2 separate regions of the Homo sapiens genome follow, and region 1 is linked to region 2. The links are chromatin contacts, found by Hi-C or POLR2A ChIA-PET in ENCODE. All regions are on one chromosome and are shown on one strand. The core of a region is the stretch at or near the end of the contact, and the rest is flanking DNA. Distances in the headings are between cores, read along the strand shown.

The links. Hi-C counts contacts between places; a loop is a spot of excess contacts on that map. ChIA-PET counts read pairs that join two places held with the same protein, here RNA polymerase II (POLR2A). Pooled maps may share reads with other maps.
Region 1: a loop to region 2 is called in a map of lower leg skin, with 26 times the contacts of the local background. The contact joins the promoter of RAVER1 here to the promoter of HNRNPM in region 2. A Hi-C loop is called at or near these places in 1 of 168 maps with a recorded cell type or tissue (lower leg skin) and 4 of 50 pooled maps. POLR2A ChIA-PET finds 5 or more read pairs at or near these places in 1 of 52 experiments (WTC11).

The regions. Positions count from the first base shown.
Region 1 is chr19:10,331,356-10,334,778 of GRCh38, forward strand. It overlaps RAVER1 (ribonucleoprotein, PTB binding 1), which reads right to left and starts at 2,174. Exons shown (of 13, transcript NM_133452.3): 1 at 1,934-2,174. The coding sequence starts at 2,152. ICAM3 (intercellular adhesion molecule 3) reads right to left here. Exons shown (of 7, transcript NM_002162.5): 5 at 3,173-3,423; 6 at 2,805-3,053; 7 at 2,421-2,704. The coding sequence ends at 2,502. RefSeq lists enhancers at 651-1,567, 1,568-2,484, 1,975-2,194, 2,435-2,574, 3,199-3,423 and a silencer at 1,579-1,802.
Region 2 is chr19:8,442,418-8,446,324 of GRCh38, forward strand. It overlaps HNRNPM (heterogeneous nuclear ribonucleoprotein M), which reads left to right and starts at 2,558. Exons shown (of 16, transcript NM_005968.5): 1 at 2,558-2,694. The coding sequence starts at 2,582. RefSeq lists silencers at 2,317-2,596, 2,837-3,066.

The DNA.
Region 1 (3,423 bases), core at 924-3,423, 1.9 Mb after region 2:
CAAAAAAAAAAAAAAAAAAAAAAAAAAATAACAACAACAAAAAAAAAAAAAAAAAAAGAGGCCGGGCTCACGCCTGTAATTCCAGCACTTTGGAGGCTGAGGCAGGCGGGTCACAAGATCAAGAGATCGAGACCATCCTGGCCAGGAAGGTGAAACCCCATCTCTACTAAAAATACAAAAATCAGCTGGCTGTGGTGGCGTGCACCTGTAGTCCTAGCTACTCGGGAGACTGAGGCAAGACAATTGCTTGAACCCGAGGGGTGAAGGTTGCAGTGAGCAGACATCAAGCCACTGCACTCTAGCCTGGCGACAGAGTGAGACTCCGTCTCAAAAAAAAAAAAAAAAAAAAAAAGAGTATGCCTTTAGGGAAGCCATTTAACCTGCATGAACCTCCTTTTGCAAGATTCACTGTTTCCAACAACTCTGTAAGTGAAGTATTAACAAACTCATGTTGTATATGAGAAAACTTAGGCTAGGAGAAGTGAAGAGATCTGCTGGAGGCCATGCAGTTGGGCAGCGCAGCCACCCATGGGTACCTGACTGGGGAGCCCACCTTCTAGTAAGCCCCACGTTGTGTGGGTTCACATGCCTCCCAATTTCCTCCTGCTGATAAAGCTGCCCTCTTCCAAGCCAGCTCATTTATTTTTCTTTTTTTTAGAGATAGTGTCTTGTTCTGTCACCTAGGCTAGAGTGTAGTAGCACAATCATAGCTCACTGCAGCCTCAACCTCCTAGGCTCAAGTGATCCTCCCACCTCAGCCTCCTGCGTAGCTGGGACTACAGGCACGCACCACCATGCCTGGCTAATTTTTAAAAATTTTTTGTAGAGATGAGGGTTTCACTATACCGCCCAGGCTAGTCTCGAACCCTTGGGCTCAATACAGCCTCTTGCCTCAGCCTCTCAAAGTGCTGGGATTAAAGGGATGAGCCACCATGCCCAGCCTCTCAAGCCAGCTTTGAAGGCAAAGTGCTGGCGCCTGCTGGGACCAGACACACTGTGCATCTTGCAGGAGAGACAATGTGTTCCCAGCTGAGAGACTGCAGACACTGAGAGGAAGACCCAGAAAGAAACCTGACCATCCTTAATGATCCCTGTCCCGATCTGTCCCCAAATTCAGCCCCTCCCAACATCCCTGGGGTTCCACTAGCCACGTGCCCACCCGGTGTGCTGGTGGGCCGGAGAGCAGGGAATCTCAGCAGCAGGAAGCGAGAACCTATTTCACCGCCATAGGGCAGGGCAGTATAGATGCCATTTCCCTGGGTCCAAAGAGCATTGGGAAGCGCTGCCCCATGCTGGCCCCATGAGAAGGGCACTCCTAGCAGGAAGATTAGCCACGAGGGGCTCCATAGAACACAGGCCTCGCTTCCTTCCTGTAGGTCTGTAGGCTGGTGGCAGAAGACCCCATTTTCCCAAATTAATCCTGAGGTTTTGGGGGCTGAGACCCAGGGGCTGCTGTTAACTTCCGGATTTATCTCTGAGAGCAGTGAATAAACGCGTGATATGGAGGGGCGTACTCTCCGCAGTCCTGAAACTTCTGGATGTGAGGTCCCGCCACCCTGTGGTAGAGTGGGTGGAGAAAAGCATCATCCAAGCAGGGGGCAACTGGTGGTCCAATGTACCAGCCCATTCACAATTCCCCAACAGGACCAAAGCTGTCCGCCCCCTTCCATTCCCCGCCCGCTTCCATCACTTGGTGTCGCCCAAGCCTGTGGTCGCCCCTAGCAACGCCCTCCCTCACTTCGCAGTCGGTTTCCCCTTTCATCATCGCCCCCCCACGTCCCGCTCTTGGTCTCTCCCGATCCCGCGTGGATCCGGTGCTTGGGCGCCCCCGCCAACGACCCCCGCGCACCTCAGCGTTGGTGTCGCCCGGTTCCCCCCGCGCACGCGCACCGTGGTATTTCCCGCCACGCTCCTACACCGCCCCCCCCAATACCTGGTTGGTCACGTCCCCCGGGAGGCCCCGGATCAGTATCTTGCGGCGGTTACGGAACTGGCGCTCGGTGTGTTCCAGGCGTTTCCGGATCTCTTCTGGATCTAGAGGCGGCAGCTCTTCTTCCGGCGCCCGGCGCTCCGCGGCATCGCCGGCTTCGACTTCGGCCCCAGACTTAGGGCTCAGCGGGGGCCGGTGAGTAACGGACACGTCCGCCGCCATCTTGGGAAACCCGGCGCCTTCTGGGACCAGCGAGCCGGGGCGGAGCGGCATAGAGCGGCAACGAGGGCGCGCCCGTCGATTGGCTGGGAGAAACCCCACCTCCTTCCCGCCCCCCTTGCCCCGTTGGCTAAGCCCCAGCCCACCTCTCAAGAGTTCAAGCTGCGTCTGCGCGCCACAGGCCCCGCCCCCTTCCGTCGCAGCGACGCTACTCAGTGGATGTGCACCTGGGTGGGAGAGACTTGCAGCGCGGGTGGAATCAAACCACAGATTAGGGAGTTTGAAGGCTTTATTGGTGCGGAATCTGAGGGCACAGCCAAGCCCCCGCCAACTTTGATCCCGGATCCCAGCGTCACTCAGCTCTGGACGGTTCTTCCCCCATTGCTTCTGTCGGCTGCATAGACGTGAGGGGCAGATAGGTGCTCTCCTCCCTAACATGGTAACTGCCGCTCCGTTGGTGCTCCCTGAAGACGTACATTAAGGCCAGTACGATAGTCACCACGCCCAGGGTCAGTAACACCGCCACGAAGACGGGGACAAAGTGGGAGCTCCCAGCTGTGCAGAGAAAGCGCTAAGTCAATATGCGTCCCTTCTGTCTCCAACCCCCCCGCCCCCCGGCTTACCGGTCCAGACCCGCAGCCCCGTGTTAGCTCACCCTCAATGTCCATCACCACGACCAGGGTGTATTTGCCTCGTGAGCTGGACGCTTGGCACTGATAAGTACCATTATGTGTTACGTTGACGAAGAACGGGATCCCCACCGGCACCTCCCGGCTGGAGCCTTCCTTCAAACACCGCAGCTCGGGGTACGGGTTGCCCCTGGCTTGGCACTGCAGGACGTGTCTCGTTTTATCTTTCCATTTCAAGTGCTGGGGGCATGTGGCTCGGTCAATTTTGGGACCATCTGTGGAACCACCATGTGTGATCAGACACCCAACACACCCGAGGCACAGTGGTGCAGAGGAGCGTCTAATCTTTCCAGGGCAGGGGTGGAGGGATTAAAGGTCAGGGTGACCGACTCACACAGGACTCGCAGCTGGACGCTACTGTTCCTGTGCAAGAACTCGCCGTCCACCTCGAGAGTGGCACTGCAGAAGAAGCTGCGTCCGTCGTCACTCTCGGTAGCATTTAGCTGAAGTTGAGCTGGCTGCCCCGGGGCCGCGGCCGGAACTCCGTCCAGCGTGACCTGGACTCGAGCCCCAGCCATGCAACTCACGGTCACTGTGGACCCCTCATGGGCGGTGGGCTCGCTGAGGTTCACAATGGGTCCTAGG
Region 2 (3,907 bases), core at 1,308-3,807:
GAAACAGAGAGAGAGAGAAGGAAAAGTGTTTTCTTTGCAAATCTATTCTAATACTTTCATAGAGAAGAGTTTTAGTTTGGTGTTAACCTGTCTTTAATAATCCTCTAAGGACCAGCACAGTGGCTCACGCTTATAATCCCAGCACTGTGGGAGGCCAAGGCTGTAGGATCCCTTGAGCTCAGGAGTTCGAGACCATCCTGGGAAAAACGGCAAGACCCTATCTGTACCAAAAAATAAAAATAAAAAATTAGCCAAGTGCAGCGGCGTGCACCTACAGTCCCAGCTACTTGACAGGCTAAGCAGGGGAGGATCGCTTGAGTTCAGGAGTTCAAGGTTGCAGTGAGCTATCATTTACAAAGGTAGATTGAAATATTATTGATAGGCTGGGCACGGTGACTCACACCTGTAATCCCAGCACTTTGGGAGGCTGAGGTGGGCAGATCACCTGAGGTCAGGAGTTTGAGACTAGTTTGGCCAGCATGGCAAAACCCCATCTCTACTAAAAAATACAAAACTTAGCCAGGCGTCGTGGTGTGCACCTGTAATCCCAGATACTTGGAAAGCTGATGCAGAAGAATCGCTTGAAATCAGGAGGCGGAGGTTGCAGTGAGCTGAGATGGTGCCACTGCACTCCAGCCTCTGTGACAGAGCAAGACTGTCTCCAAAAAAAGAAAAAAATATATTATTGATAATCGCTGCATTGAAGGCCAGGCGCAGTGGTTTACGCCTACAATCGCAGCACTTTGGGAGCCTGAGGCAGGCGGATCACGAGGTCAGGAGTTCGAGACCAGCCTGACCAATATGATGAAACCTTGTCTCTACTAAAAATACAAAAGTTAGCCGGGCGTGGTGGCATGCACCTGTAATCCCAGCTACTCGGGAGGCTGAGACAGGAGAATCGCTTGAACCCAGGAGGCGGAGGTTGCAGCGAGCCGAGATGGCGCCATTGCACTCCAGTCTGGGCAACAAGAGCGAAACTCCGTCTCAAAAAGATAATCGCTGCATCTTACTGCCCAAGTTGCCACAAGCACACGTAACATCTGATGGTGCCAATTCGACTGTCTGCACTTGGAAAATGGCACATTGGAGGCTGCACAGCACCATAAAACTGATGCCACGAATGCACACAAAAATAAGACCATACAGCATTATGCCTAGTACAGAATACACCCTGAATTCTGTCACAGTTCACTTTATGCAACATTGCAAGAGTCCTCTCGCTCTTTATTATTATTTTTAATTTTTTTGAGATGGGGTCTCACTCTGTGACCAGGCTGGAGTGCAGTGGCCCGATCTTGGCTCACTGCAACCTCCTCCTCCTGGGTTGAAGCGATTCTCCTGCCTCAGGCTCCCCAGTAGCTGGGATTATGGGCGCCTGCCACCACACCCGGCTAATTTTTGTATTTTTAGTAGAGACAGGGTTTCATCATGTTGGCCAGGATGGTCTGATCTCTTGACCTCGTGATCCACCCGCCTTGGCCTCTCAAAGTGGTAGGATTACAGGCGTGAGCTGCCGCGCCCAGCCATTAATTTTTTTTTTAATTTTGTTTTTAACTTTTAGGTTTGGGGGTAAATGTGAAGGTTTGTTAAATAGGTAAACACTTGTCATGGAGGTTTGTTGTACAGATTATTTCATCACCCAGGTATTAAGCCCAGTACTCAATACTTATCTTTTTGTTTTTTGAGATGGAGTCTCAGTCTATCTCCCAGGCTGCGGTGCAGTGGCGTGATCTCGGCTCACTGCAACCTCCGGCTCCTGGGTTCAAGCGATTCTCCTGCTTCAGCCTCCCGAGTAGCTGGGATTACAGGCGCCCGCCACCACGTCCAGCTAATTTTTTTATTTTTAGTAGAGACGCGGTTTCACCATGTTGGCCAGTCTGGTCTCGAACTCCTGACCTCAGGTGATCCGCCGCCTCGGCCTCCCATACCCAAAGTGCTGGGATTACAGGAGTGAGCCATCGCGCCTGGCCCCATTATTAGTGAATTTTAACAGTTTTCCGTTTCTTCTGGACGAACTGTTTGCAATTATAATGCGAATTACGGATAATACTCTGATATTATTCCATGCCGTTCCGTTGTTGCCTACAAAGTTCGCGCTGGAGAACCGCGCAATTGCGTTACAAAAAGAAAAAAATCACACAAAAAGACACAATGTTTTAAGAAAGTTTACGAATCGTGTGCCGGACCGCGGGTTGAACAAGCTTCATCTAAAACTTCCAGGAATCTCTAGACAGGATCATTGCTTCCCCTCTGCTCCAGCTCTGGTTACAGAAAGCTGAGAGTGACTAGGTCTAGGTGTTTGTGTGGGGTGGGGTGGGGAGATGCCTCCTCTATCGGACTCAGAGGACGCGCGCCGGGAACAGCCAGTCGGTGCCTAACGCGAGTGTATCTCGAGAGAGAAGCGATCAACAGCTGCCGGTCTGCGCCTGCGCGCGGCGGGGGCGTGGCCCGGGGCGAGTGGGGCCAAGGAGGCAGCCGGGAGCGGCGGGCGCAGGTGTTACTGGTTGCGTCGGGTCACGTGGGCGCGCAGGCGCAGCGCGGTGCAGCCCGTTCGCTCACACAAAGCCCAGACGCGGAGAAAATGGCGGCAGGGGTCGAAGCGGCGGCGGAGGTGGCGGCGACGGAGATCAAAATGGAGGAAGAGAGCGGCGCGCCCGGCGTGCCGAGCGGCAACGGGGCTCCGGGCCCTAAGGGGTGAGTATCCCACGGTCCTTTGCCACGGGTAAGGGTTCCTCTCCGCGGCCGACGCGGGCGGCGGCTCCGTTAGGTCTGTTGGCGGCCTAGCCCCGGCGCGGCCTCGGCCCCGGCTGTTCCCGTACCGCCTGCTCAGGGTAGCGGCGTCTAGGGCCGTGAGCGGGGAGCCGGGGGAGCCTCCAGAATCGTCCCCTACACCGGGCCTCGAGCCTCGCCACCCTCAGTCCCTCCAGGCCGGGGCCAACCCCGTAGTCGAGGCCTCAGGCCCAGCTGCTGCGCATGGGGGTTGATGGCGCGGGCCCGGACCGGAGAGCCTCCGAGGCCTACCCGACCGCTCCCCGGGAGGGTGACCTCGGGGGCCGGGTTTCAGCCCCCCGTCCCCTCTCCTCCCGGGGTCTGTTTTCTGATCCGTAACGTGGGGGGAGGAGAGAGGGTGCGCGCCCGGGAGGCCTCGCGCGCAGTCAGCCCGAGTCAACGGTAACCGAGCGAGGGAAGCGTCAGGAAGGGCCGCGAAGCCGGGTCGGGGGGCTCCCCTCCTGCCCCGCCCCTTAGTCCCCGCGCGCCGACCGCGCTCCGCGGGAAGTGCCTCCCTCGGAACCGCCCCTCGCCCCACGCTCTGGCCCTGGCTCAAGTCCCTCGCCGTTTCCCGCTCCTCCTCCCCGGGTGCGCCGCAGGTATTAGTGGAGAGATGGGATCTGCTGCTTAGCGTTCACCCTCGGAAGCAGACAGATACGAAGTCGGGGGAGGAATCCCCTTTTTCCCGTGTTTCGGGGAAGCTGTTCTGTCAGGAGGCGGGTTCATTTACTTCCAGACTTCATCAGCTTTTCGAGTCCTGCTTGGGGCTCTTTGACTCCTTGGCTTTTAAAAGTTTCTTTAAAGGAGGAAGCATCGACTTGTGCCCCGGTGAAACTCATTCATTCTGATTACAGACACTTAAGAGAGACAGAGAGGTTTTGGCTCCAAGATCAGCGGCCGGGAAGGAAGGGGAAGCCTGGGTACACATTGAATTTCCCAGACATTTATTTCATTGTGGTAAAATAGACATAACGTAGACTTTGCCATTTTAACCATTTTTTAAGCGTATAATTCAGTGGCATTGAGTATACTGACTCAGTGTGCTGTAACCGTCACTGCTTCATGTCCAGAACTTTTTCATCATCGGAAACAGAAAGTGTAGCTATTAAATACTAACTCCCTCCGTTTTCTTTCCTTT